Linked DNA regions of Homo sapiens: regions 1, 3 and 4 are each linked to region 2. Evidence: chromatin contacts called from ENCODE Hi-C or POLR2A ChIA-PET data. All regions are on one chromosome and are shown on one strand. Each heading gives the region's core, a stretch centred on a gene start or an enhancer-like site at or near the end of the contact. The rest is flanking DNA. Distances are from core to core; before and after follow the strand shown.

Region 1 (2,700 bases), core at 71-2,570, 820 kb after region 2:
TTCATAGGCGACAGGGCTCCTAGTACTGATGGGGTTCAGGCACAAGGAGGTTGGATACTGGCAATCAGGAAATGAAGGGCAATGTCACTAAATGGCTTGAGTCCCAAAGAGATAGTCATTTATTTTAATTTTTTTCTAGAGAAAAACAGTTTAGATGCATTCAGACTATTTTCTGTTTTTTCATTCACATGTTATTTTTTATGGAATGAAATCTATCAATATCTTCCTTTATGGTTTGGGTGATGTTTCAGGGTGTTCAATCATCCCCATTTGCATGGAACTGTTCAGTTTTAGCACTGAAAGTCCCACATCCTGGGAAATTCCTCAGTCCCGGGCAAATCAGAACAGTTGGTCACCTTAGAAGCCATGGACTCTCATACTTCAAAAATTACCAATAGTCTCGCAACCAGTTCTCTCCTTTCATTCTCATCCCTCCTCTCTTGCTGAATTATTATCCAAAATACAAAAGAACAAACTCACAGACTGGTAGGAACCTACATCTTTAATCCTAACCCCCGTTACCTGCTTTGGATATCCAACACTCTAACCAAATAGGCTTAATTAAATATGATTCCCCAAACACCCCCACCCCAGGTGTCTCAGTCACTCTGTGCTGTTATAAATGACTATATACTGGGTGGCTTAGACAACAGAGATTTATTTCTCACTGTTCTAGAGGCCGGGAAGTCAGATCAGGGCGCCAGCATGGTCGGCTCTGGTAAGGGACCTCTTCCTCGTTTGCAGATGACCATTCTCTCGTTGTGTCCTCACATGGCAGAGAGGATAGAAAGCAAGCTCTCTCCTGTCTTTTCATGAAGACACTAATCCCATTCATGAGGGATTCACCCTCATGGCCTAATTACTTTCCAGAGGCCACACCACCTAATGCCATCACAATGGGGACTGGGCTTCAACAAGTCGATTAGGGGGAAGGGGGGAGCCACAAGCATCCAGTCCATAGTACCAGGCTCTCATATCTCAGGCCTCTGTTCCTGGTCTTCTCCTTCCCTGAATTTTCTCTCCCTTTGCAGCCTGCCTGCCTCCCATTCTTCCTTTCAGACCTTCCTTTGAAGCAACCTTGTCTAGGAAGGCTTTGCAACCTGAACTCTTCCTCCTTAGATATTTATAGCTCTTTGAGCTCCTCTATTAATTATAACAAGGTAGTAAGTGACAGAACATCTGACACCAGATGGCTCAAACAAACGAAAAGCACCCTACCTTTGGAAGGTAGATCCACATTCAGGCATAGTCGGATTACAGGATCAGAGCATAGCCATCCAGATTCTGTATCTCTTCCTCCATCTCTCAACTCTAGGTTACCTCTCTCCTCGGGCAGCCCCTCCCCTCACAGCTGTAAGAGCATCGGCAGCTTCTTGGGCTGCATTTTTTCAGGGTATGGGAAAAGAGGAGGAGTTACTATATCAACATCCCCAGAGGCTGAAAATGCCCCTGACTGGACCACTTTATTCCATCGCTGTGGTCAGGAGGTTGTGCAGGGCCATGAGGCTGCACAGGTGGTTGTTATGCATTGCATGACACCAAGAGGTGCCATTCACATAGTCTGCAACACAGCTACCGGACCGAGCACACCCTTTCACCTCTCTGGGTCTCAGTTTCATGAGTCAGATAAGAGTGACAAATCTGAGGTCTCCTTTAGTCCTACAGATCTACCATTCCACCATTCTGTGACCTCCTCTGTTGAAATAGTATTTTAGTGGTTTGGCTATCTTTCCATGAAGAGTTCTTAAACTCTCTTTTTATCTATGTTCATCCCCCTCCAGAATAACAAGTGGGTGGTAAGCTTTTTTAAAAAGAGGAAGCAGAGAAGCCCAAAGAAATTAAGATGTAAAAATAGTACATTGTGAAAATTCTCAGTTCCGTGTTACCACTGGTCATATCTATTTGGCTGGACAAGTTATAATGTAGTCGCCATTTGCTGAGTGTTTGTTACATGCTTGCTTCTAAATGTTCCTTGTGTGTTACATCTTCTAGTTTCTTCTGGTGACCCCCATGGACTAGATGGTACTGTACCTGTTGTTCCCATTTTATAGACAAAGAAAGTAAGCCCTGGAAAGTTGCTCGGGGTGCATGTTCACCGAATGGTGGCATCTGGATTTGAACATATGTTTGCTGGGCTTCACATTTCTCTCTGACCCAACACACTGTGTCACTCCTTCGTCAGAGTCTCTGCTGGAGTTCATCGAGTCTCAACTGGGGGCTCTAGCCCAAGGGAGTGATGTACTTGCTGGTTCACAGGAACATGAGTGTTTTTAAAAGGAAGATTCAATTTTAATATAATTAATAATTATAAATAATAACAATTTTATATTTGGAAATTTTTATTTTCTGACAAAAGTATAGAAAGTAAAATTCAATAAAATACTCTTGGCTGGTTGCAGTGGCTCATGCCTATAATCCCAGCCCTTTGGGAGGCCAAGATGGGTGGATCACGAGGTCAAGAGAGTGAGATCATCCTGGCCAACATGGTGAAACCCTGACTCTACTAAAAATACAAAAATTAGCTGGGTGTGGTGGCACACGCCTATAGTCCCAGCTACTCGAGAGGCTGAGGCAGGGGAATCGCTTGAACCTGAGAGGCAGAGATTGCAGTGAGCCGAGATCGCACCACTGCACTCCAGCCTGGTGACAGAGCAAGACTCCATCTCAAAAAAAAAAAAAATACTCATGGCAAGTGGGGAC
Region 2 (2,700 bases), core at 26-2,525:
ATCTGAGTAAAAGAATTCTTCAAAATGAATTCCTAGGCTGGGCATGGTGGCTCATGCCCGTAATCCCAGCACTTTGGGAGGCCAAGGTGAGAGGATCACTTGAGGCCAGGAGTTTGAGACCAGCCTGCGCAACATAGTAAGACTCCCGTCTCTACAAAAGATTTAAAAAAAAAAAAGTAAAAACAGAAAACATTAGCCAAATGTCATGGCATGCACCTATAGCCCCAGCTACTCAGAAAGCTGAGGTGGGAGGATCACTTGTGCCCAGGAGTTTGAGGCTACAGTGAGCTGTGATCCTCCAGCCTGGGTGACGGAGAGAAACTCTGTCTCAAAAAAAAAGAAAAAAAAAAAAAAATTCCTGAAGTCATGTACTTGAGAACTTTAAATGAGTATGTACATAAAAAACATCCGAATGTCTCGATTACTGGCTTCATTTGTTGGTCTTCAATTAAGTTAGTTTGACCTCATGTATTCAGCCCTATCCCAATGTTATCTAGCACCAAGAACATGAAATAGCACCATTAATTCTACTCAAGACTAGAAGAAATGCTAAAGAAAATCTTCCTAATAAAACTGTCTTCTATTTTATCTATTACTTTGAAACTTTGCTTGATACTCGAAAGCATGTTGCTCTCATTAGCAGGAACTAAACTTCCAGAGTTAAAAAAAAATTTTAAAATAAACATATTCTGGAATAGTGTTATTTTCTTTGTGGGCTGGGAGAACATGAAAAGTTACTCATAAAATATGTATTTATTAGGAATAGTATTATTAATTTGACTGTTAAACATTCTAATCATTTCCTTTTTAAGGGCCAGTGAAATACAATTATTTTCATATCAAGTCTTCCCAAAGGAAAGACTTTGTATAATATCTGTCAGTTTCACCTAAAGAAGAAAAACTGAGAAATCAATCTTTGTCTCTCAACCTAACAAATGTTTTCTTTCATTATTTACATCACACACAGCCTTTTGCTTACTACCTACTAAACACAAGTACAAAATTCCTGCCCTAAAAAAAAAAGCAAAACAAATACTAAGCAAGGGACAAAACAAATCTTATGCAGATTGTTTACATATCTTCTGAGCACTTCTATTTTAGTGGGCAAGTGGGTAGGCATAATGGGGTACTGAGAAAAAAAGGAAAATGTTTTAAAACATGAAAATGTTATAACATTTTTTTATGATGAAAAACAATGTGGACTGCATATATTATCTCAGATAAAACAGATTTCCATCTATACTAGAGTTTCCTTGTGGCTGATTTCAAAAGGATGACTCAAACAGAAAGAACTGCTTTAGTATGTTTGCGGTGGAACCATTTTATGAAACCAATTCAGCTGATGACTGGAGTTTAATTCATAGCAGTTTCTTGATAAGAGTGAAAATTTAATCACCTTCTTCATTCTTTTGCAACCAGCAGGAGTAACACATAGCATTTTTACATAAAAGGAGAAATAATGGTGTGCAGTAGTAGTTGGAGGTTACTACTTTCTGCTAGTGTCTTTTAGCTTCTCAACACAGCAGTGGAGGAAGTGAAGTCTATGTTCCCCTTCCCAAGATACAGGACACCACCTGTGTAAATTCCCACCCTCCTCTCTTAGAGAAGCCAAATAGCATGCTGATAGTATATCACCTACAGGGATAACTTATTTCATCCTGATGGAAAAGGAGTTAACATCTTTCCTAGGGACAGTATTTGTTCCTTTAACTGGGGCTTCTCAACTTGGGCATTACTGACATTTTGACATTGTGGGGCACTGGCCTGTGCATTGTAGGGGGTTCAGCAGTATCTCTGGCCTTTCTGTTCTACCTAGATGCCAGTAGAACATTCTAGTTGTGACTTTAAAAATGCCTCAACTTCCTATCTCCCCACTACTCACTCCCCTACCTTGTGAGAACCACTGCTCTAATCTTGAAGACAACATACATTGTTCTTAGGATGGAAATTTCCCCTTTTTTTGGCATACTTCTTGGCACACAGTAAGGTACTTAATGTTTGCTTACTAACATTATACTGATACTGATAATAAAAGGTTATTTATACTAAGACTTGTGTTAGTAAAGGCCGTGTAGTTGAAGGCGGGTGTAGTTTCAGTATTTTACTAGAATTGATAGGGGCTGAGAGTGAGAATGAGAATCTTGCCTTGATGGCAATTAATGATTAATGTTTCTGTACATTTAAAATATTTTAATATTGTGGCTACCTCTCTCAAATGGTTGAAGGAAAGCGACTAGAGCTGGAGTGGCCACAGAAGTAGCTATAAGGCTACTGCTGGGTAGCCTGCTGTTTAGAGAAAGGCAAATCTTTGGAGGCTAGATAAGTATCTTCTGGACTAAGGGGCCCATATTTAGAAAAATTAAAAGCAGGTTTTGGCAAGCATGGGAGAATTCTTTTAGGTCAACAGAGGGTGTCAATTTGAATCAACCTTGGGGTAAGGTCTATCTTGAACTTGCATAGAATGGTAATTAGCCAAATGCTTTCACGTAAGATTATTTTATTTGACCCCCATAATAGCCCTGTGAATTGGGTAGGAAAGTCTGAACTCTATTTTCCAGATAAGGGAACTGAGTAGGTCAGAAAAGCCCAGTGACTGAAGGCCAAAGAACTCTGGCAGAGCTAGGACTGAGATCCACATGTTAACTCAACATACATTACCCCATTTAATTTCTATTACAACTATAAAGTACAATCATTTGT
Region 3 (2,700 bases), core at 53-2,552, 620 kb after region 2:
TAGATGCTAGCTTACTGAGGTTGCTAAATAATTAACTTCTGATTATCACAGCTTTATTTAAAACTCTTTTTTTTGAGTGCTTGCTATCTGCCAAAGTACATTTTAAAAAGCCGTTTATTTTTTAAAACTACATTTGCTTTAATGTATAGGATGTTAATACATTTTCAGTCTAGGGTAAACTAAAATCAACATAAATTTGTATTCCCTAAACATACACCTCCCAGGTGAGCTGCTCCAAGTTCCGGGCATTCAGCAGAGAAGGTCCACATACTTCACTATGGATAATCCACAGATATCTAAGCACTCTTCCTGCCTATTCTTAATGTCACCCTGAAAAACTAACTTAGTCACAAACAGAAAACCAAGAGCTACCTACAGCCTGAAGTATTCCCAAATCATATATGCAACTATATAAATCATGGAAGGTAATAGTTCTTTTTCTACTTTTTGTAACTGCCTGAAAATAAACCAGAAGTGGGCACATGAGAAAAGACAACTATTTCATATAACAAATAAGTTATATTTTCACCAGTGGCTATTCAACTTTCTCCTCCTCCCCCAATAAAATTCTGATTTCTAACTAATAGAGCAGTCCTTTCATGTTGGTTTTGTCTCTTCCAGTTAACAACACAAAAGAATTACGACGATTCATCCTCTCAATTTTATGTAGCTTTCAGAAGCCAAATGAGCAACAGGATCATCTTGTTAATAAATCTTTCCAATTAAGTTGTGAGTGTAGGCTTATGTTAGATTTTTCAAAGGCTCTCTCAGAAGCAGAGGAGTGGGTTACCTTATTGTCTAGGAGTTCCCAAATGCAGAAAGAGTGTATCTGATGTTAATGCACAGATGTCTTGACTGGGGAAAAAAAGAAAACTCATAAATCATCACCCCACACATTTTAGATGGGAGAGGAAATAGCAGAATGGAACAATTAACAATTACTATTCTACAGAAATTATTTAATATAGTGGAAAGAGAGACAAGGCAGGGTTTAGAAGGCCTGAATTTCAGTCATTCCACCACCATTTACTAACTTTTTTATTCTCTGGACTTGAATTGGCACATTTCTAACATAGGAATAGCCACAATTCTCTTGCTGATCACACAGATTTGTTGTTGGGATTACATGTGAAAATTCACAGATAAGTATTTTAAAAACAGTTTTAAAGGGCTACTCCAGTATTTCTGACATTAACAAATTTCTCTGCATTGCATTCACTCAAGCGTGACTGAAGATGATCAAAGCCAGCCCTTCCACAGCTCTGTCAATTGGGAATCTCTGAAGTGGGTCTGCTATCACCACTGCATGGGGTGACGTCAGGCTGTTGTTTACAGGAGAAGAGAGGCTGCCAATTTCCACTGAGCCCAAGACCTCTATGGCCAGGCTTCTCAGTCTGCACGTGAGCAAGAATGGACTCTTTATGCGTGGCATGTGTGGACATGCACCAGTTCACGTTCAGCGGCACTAAAACAACAAAACTGCTTAACTGCTTGGTGTGTGCACAACAGCATGTACTTTGGATCTTACGATTTCACTAAGAAGACTAAGCAAAATTGATCAAAATGCAACTTTCACTTTTGTTACTCTGAAAGCGGGGAAAACCTGTCATTCGGCAACTTTATCCTCAGTTTGATTTTTAAAAAGCATTTTGAAAGCAAAACAGTTGATTCTAGTTTTTACAGAACTCTCCTCAAGCTCTACATTCACTAACAAAAGAACTATGGACAAAATATTTCAAAGCATGAAATATATTCAGACTGCAGTAACCAAGTTTTATAGGAACCACTTCATTTTCAGAGTGGTTGCAGTTGCTTCCTCCTATAAGTTCAGGAAGTACTCACTCAAGTACTAACATAGTCTAACTGAATCCACTTTGGGGAGATATTTTGTTACATTTATTACTATAAACAGGAAAAAAATCTGGCTTATTAACATTTGCCCATTCATGAAATTTCCTGGCAGAAAGCAGCCTGTTAAATCAAATTTAGAGGGCAAAAAAGAAAATAGGGGCTGCTTTCATTATAATCTTTCTTCAACTATCCATCACCTTCTGGGACAGCAGTCAAATCAGGAATAATATGGGAGCGGATCGTGTTTATAACTGGCAATGAAACTTTACCTCAGACAATAAATCTCGTGTAAATCCTAACACTGGAACACTGAAGAAGAGATGGAAGAGATGTGGGAAATATTCTTGGTCCCTGGAAATTAGTTTCTTTGGTCCTGTTTTAAGTGTAGCTGAAGAAAGGAGAAACTATGGCTCAGGAATAAAATGAAGCCCAGAAAGAATCCCAAGTTCTGTTTTTGGCTCTGCAGTTCATTACATATAATCCTAGGTCAAACACTTAGCCAAGATGGTCCTTATTCTCAGTGTATGAGAAATGGTGATGATAATAGAAAATACTACTTTTCAATTTTTAAGAGGACATAAGAAAAAAAGAAGACAACGAGTGAAAGTTTTATGCAACATTACATTACAGGAACTAGAAAAGAACAGAAACATGGACTGCGCATTCAGCCGGACCCTGGCCATCTCCTCTGAGAGCTGCGGAGGAGAACTCACTAAATAAGGGGGAAGTGCCATGAGCACTTCCTTCATTTTATAGTTAGACATAACAGGAGCATAAAAAGTATGACACCAGTTCAACTTTTTCAGGGTTGGTGCCAGCAAGTAACATTAGCCACATATCCTAAACACG
Region 4 (2,700 bases), core at 109-2,608, 880 kb after region 2:
AGGGAGGGGGGGAGGAAGGAAGGAAGGAAGGAAGGAAGGAAGGAAGGAAGGAAGGAAGGAAAAAGAAAAAACAAAAGACCACCCACGGAAGTCTTTAAAGAACAATTCACAAGCAGAATAAAAAAATATAAAAATATAATAACTGTGATACAGTAAAAAGACTCAGCAGAAGTTTCCCTTGTAACTCGCGTGGCCAAAGCAGATATCAAATAAAAGATGAAATAAACAGGAAATCCATAGAACGTGAACAATAAGGAACCGTTCAGGATGGCCAAACCGCCGTCTGCGCTGTTTTCTCGCCAGGGCTCAGGCCTGGGAACGGAAGAGGTTAAAATCCAGTGGCTTGTGTTTCAGCTTTGGTTACGTGGCAGAAACCAACTGGAAGTGGTGGCGTGAGAGCTCTGTTTCTTCTAGAAGAGCTTTGCGTCTTAAACGCCCATACCGCAGACAGCTGCCTGGCGGGCGACCCAGCCCCATCCTGATGGCCCCAGGACACAAGCCCAGGAGCGCCCCGGTGCGCGCGGTTCCGCGGCCCAGGGGCGCCGGGTTTGGTGGCACAGCGAGCCCCCTTTCTCTAGCGGTATGGCTGCGTTAGAGCCCTAATGAGCGCGTGCGAAGGCTCCCCTTATTCATCCATCCTCCGGTCCGTCCTTTGTCTCAAGGCCGGGGCCTTGCTGGGCACCATGGCGTGCTTTACCGCACAAGCCCCTGAGGACCCCTGGAAGAAGGGATCTTCCGCAGGAGGGGACGCGACGGCAGGACCGCCCCGGGCCCCCTCACCGCGCCCGGCCCCCTGGCGGGAGAGGCCGGCGAGCTCTGGAGAGGAGCGCGGGCCGCGCGGGGCGAAAGCGCCACCCGGGAGAGAGGGATCCTCCCCTCTCCTCCTCTCTTCTCCCCTCCCCTCCCTCCCCTCCCACAGTCCTCAGGAGGAGGAACGCCGCTGCGTTCTAAGTTCTCCCGGGCCCTCTGGCCCCGAGGACTCAGATCCCGGCCGCGGGAGAGGGCCCGGCAGGTGCCAAGGAGCCCGGGCGGTCCTTCAGCCCGCACTTCCCCGCGGTCGCCCGGAGCCGGCCTCCGTTAGCCGGGCGGGTAGGCGGCTATTGGCGCCAGGATTGGCCGGCGCCGCCCGCGCCCCCGCGGCCTCGGGTGGAGCCTCCCGCCCGGCCGCCCCCTGCGGCACCCGCGACACGGGTGGGGACCAGAGGCTCCCGGCGGCGGCTCCCGGCGGCGGCTCCCGGGCTGTGATTGGCCAGCGCCACAGGGGGCGGGACGGCGGGCGTGAAGTGAGCGGGCTGGGGCCGCTGGCGCGCCCTCCTACTTCCCCGTCTGCGTCCGCGTTCGCGGCTCCCGTTTGCATCATCTCCAGCCGGCGGCTGCTCCAGGGAGGCTGGGCGCGATCCTCTCCGCCCGCGGCTCCAACCCGCACTCTGCGCCTCTCCTCGCCTTTCTCGCACCTGCTCCTGCGCCAGGCCCGGAGACCCCCGGGGCGGCTTCCCAGAACCTGCGGAGCACAACTGGCCGACCGACCCATTCATTGGGAACCCCGTCTTTTGCCAGAGCCCACGTCCCCTGCCACCTCTAGCTCGGAGCGGCGTGTAGCGCCATGGAGAAGAGCAACGAGACCAACGGCTACCTTGACAGCGCTCAGGCGGGGCCTGCGGCCGGGCCCGGAGCTCCGGGGACCGCGGCGGGACGCGCACGGCGTTGCGCGGGCTTCCTGCGGCGCCAAGCGCTGGTGCTGCTCACCGTGTCCGGGGTGCTGGCGGGCGCGGGCCTGGGCGCGGCGTTGCGCGGGCTCAGCCTGAGCCGCACGCAGGTCACCTACCTGGCCTTCCCCGGCGAGATGCTGCTCCGCATGCTGCGCATGATCATCCTGCCGCTGGTGGTCTGCAGCCTGGTGTCGGGCGCCGCCTCGCTCGATGCCAGCTGCCTCGGGCGTCTGGGCGGCATCGCTGTCGCCTACTTTGGCCTCACCACACTGAGTGCCTCGGCGCTCGCCGTGGCCTTGGCGTTCATCATCAAGCCAGGATCCGGTGCGCAGACCCTTCAGTCCAGCGACCTGGGGCTGGAGGACTCGGGGCCTCCTCCTGTCCCCAAAGAGACGGTGGACTCTTTCCTCGACCTGGCCAGGTAACACTCTCCACCTCTCCCAGGGCCCAGTGGGAGACGCCAGTTCTCGGATGCCCTCCAGTTCATACACCCATATGCTTATACACTCCTAAGAGTTAATTCTTAGCTGGCTGCTGGTGGCGTTTAACGTTTTAAAAATATCAAAATGACGTCTGGAGTTTTTGCGTGCTGACCACACCTTTGCAAACAGCTGGGGCGCACCGCACAATCGAAAGAGCAGGGCCGCATCTTTGAGCAAGAACCAGTCCCCACCGTTAGGTGGGCGTTTGTTAGGGAAGAGCCAGCCGCCCCGCCTGTTCTTTACTCCTTATACTCTCGCGCTGCTCTCCCCGGTAAAAATGTTCCGACCACGCCCCAGTGGCTTCGCCTCATTTTCTCCCACATGGTGCCTAAAAGCTTCTGGGAGCATTGGTTAAGTTTTGCCTCTTGGGTCATCCGGCTTGCAATCTATGGCCTTCTCTGTTACAGTCCTTGGCTGCGAAGGAAGCTGGCAATTTTCTGCAGTTATCAGTGGACCCACGGATAATAGGGCTGGGGTTAGTTGAGTGAGACATATTGCCCAGAAATATG

What was found. A loop is a pair of places that touch in the nucleus more often than their neighbours do. ChIA-PET counts read pairs that join two places held with the same protein, here RNA polymerase II (POLR2A). Pooled maps may share reads with other maps.
Region 1: a pooled map shows a loop between it and region 2 (2.2-fold over the local background). The contact joins the promoter of LINC02245 here to the enhancer-like site in region 2. A Hi-C loop is called at or near these places in 7 of 37 single-sample maps with no recorded cell type and 3 of 50 pooled maps. POLR2A ChIA-PET finds 5 or more read pairs at or near these places in 2 of 52 experiments (activated CD4-positive, alpha-beta T cell and activated T-cell).
Region 3: a loop to region 2 is called in a map with no recorded cell type, with 2.9 times the contacts of the local background. The contact joins two enhancer-like sites. A Hi-C loop is called at or near these places in 3 of 37 single-sample maps with no recorded cell type and 3 of 50 pooled maps. POLR2A ChIA-PET finds 5 or more read pairs at or near these places in 2 of 52 experiments (OCI-LY7 and activated CD4-positive, alpha-beta T cell).
Region 4: a loop to region 2 is called in a map with no recorded cell type, with 7 times the contacts of the local background. The contact joins the promoter of SLC1A4 here to the enhancer-like site in region 2. A Hi-C loop is called at or near these places in 5 of 37 single-sample maps with no recorded cell type and 7 of 50 pooled maps. POLR2A ChIA-PET finds 5 or more read pairs at or near these places in 1 of 52 experiments (activated naive CD4-positive, alpha-beta T cell).

The regions. Positions count from the first base shown.
Region 1 is chr2:64,931,127-64,933,826 of GRCh38, forward strand. It overlaps LINC02245 (long intergenic non-protein coding RNA 2245), which reads right to left and starts at 1,321. Exons shown (of 3, transcript NR_036586.1): 1 at 1,219-1,321. RefSeq lists enhancers at 1,696-1,835, 1,876-1,945, 1,986-2,135.
Region 2 is chr2:64,112,961-64,115,660 of GRCh38, forward strand. All of the region lies in intron 1 of PELI1 (pellino E3 ubiquitin protein ligase 1), which reads right to left. Among named protein-coding and RNA genes, the nearest start is that of PELI1, 30 kb to the right of the region's middle. RefSeq lists an enhancer at 1,164-1,243. Within about 2 kb of position 1,276, at least 5 of the 41 ENCODE cell types and tissues checked have a DNase peak (open chromatin) inside an H3K27ac peak, as active enhancers do.
Region 3 is chr2:64,729,354-64,732,053 of GRCh38, forward strand. No RefSeq gene overlaps it. Among named protein-coding and RNA genes, the nearest start is that of SERTAD2, 77 kb to the left of the region's middle. Within about 2 kb of position 1,303, at least 33 of the 41 ENCODE cell types and tissues checked have a DNase peak (open chromatin) inside an H3K27ac peak, as active enhancers do.
Region 4 is chr2:64,988,041-64,990,740 of GRCh38, forward strand. SLC1A4 (solute carrier family 1 member 4) reads left to right here and starts at 1,359. Exons shown (of 8, transcript NM_003038.5): 1 at 1,359-2,130. The coding sequence starts at 1,604. RefSeq lists silencers at 669-1,368, 1,579-1,758 and an enhancer at 1,361-1,945.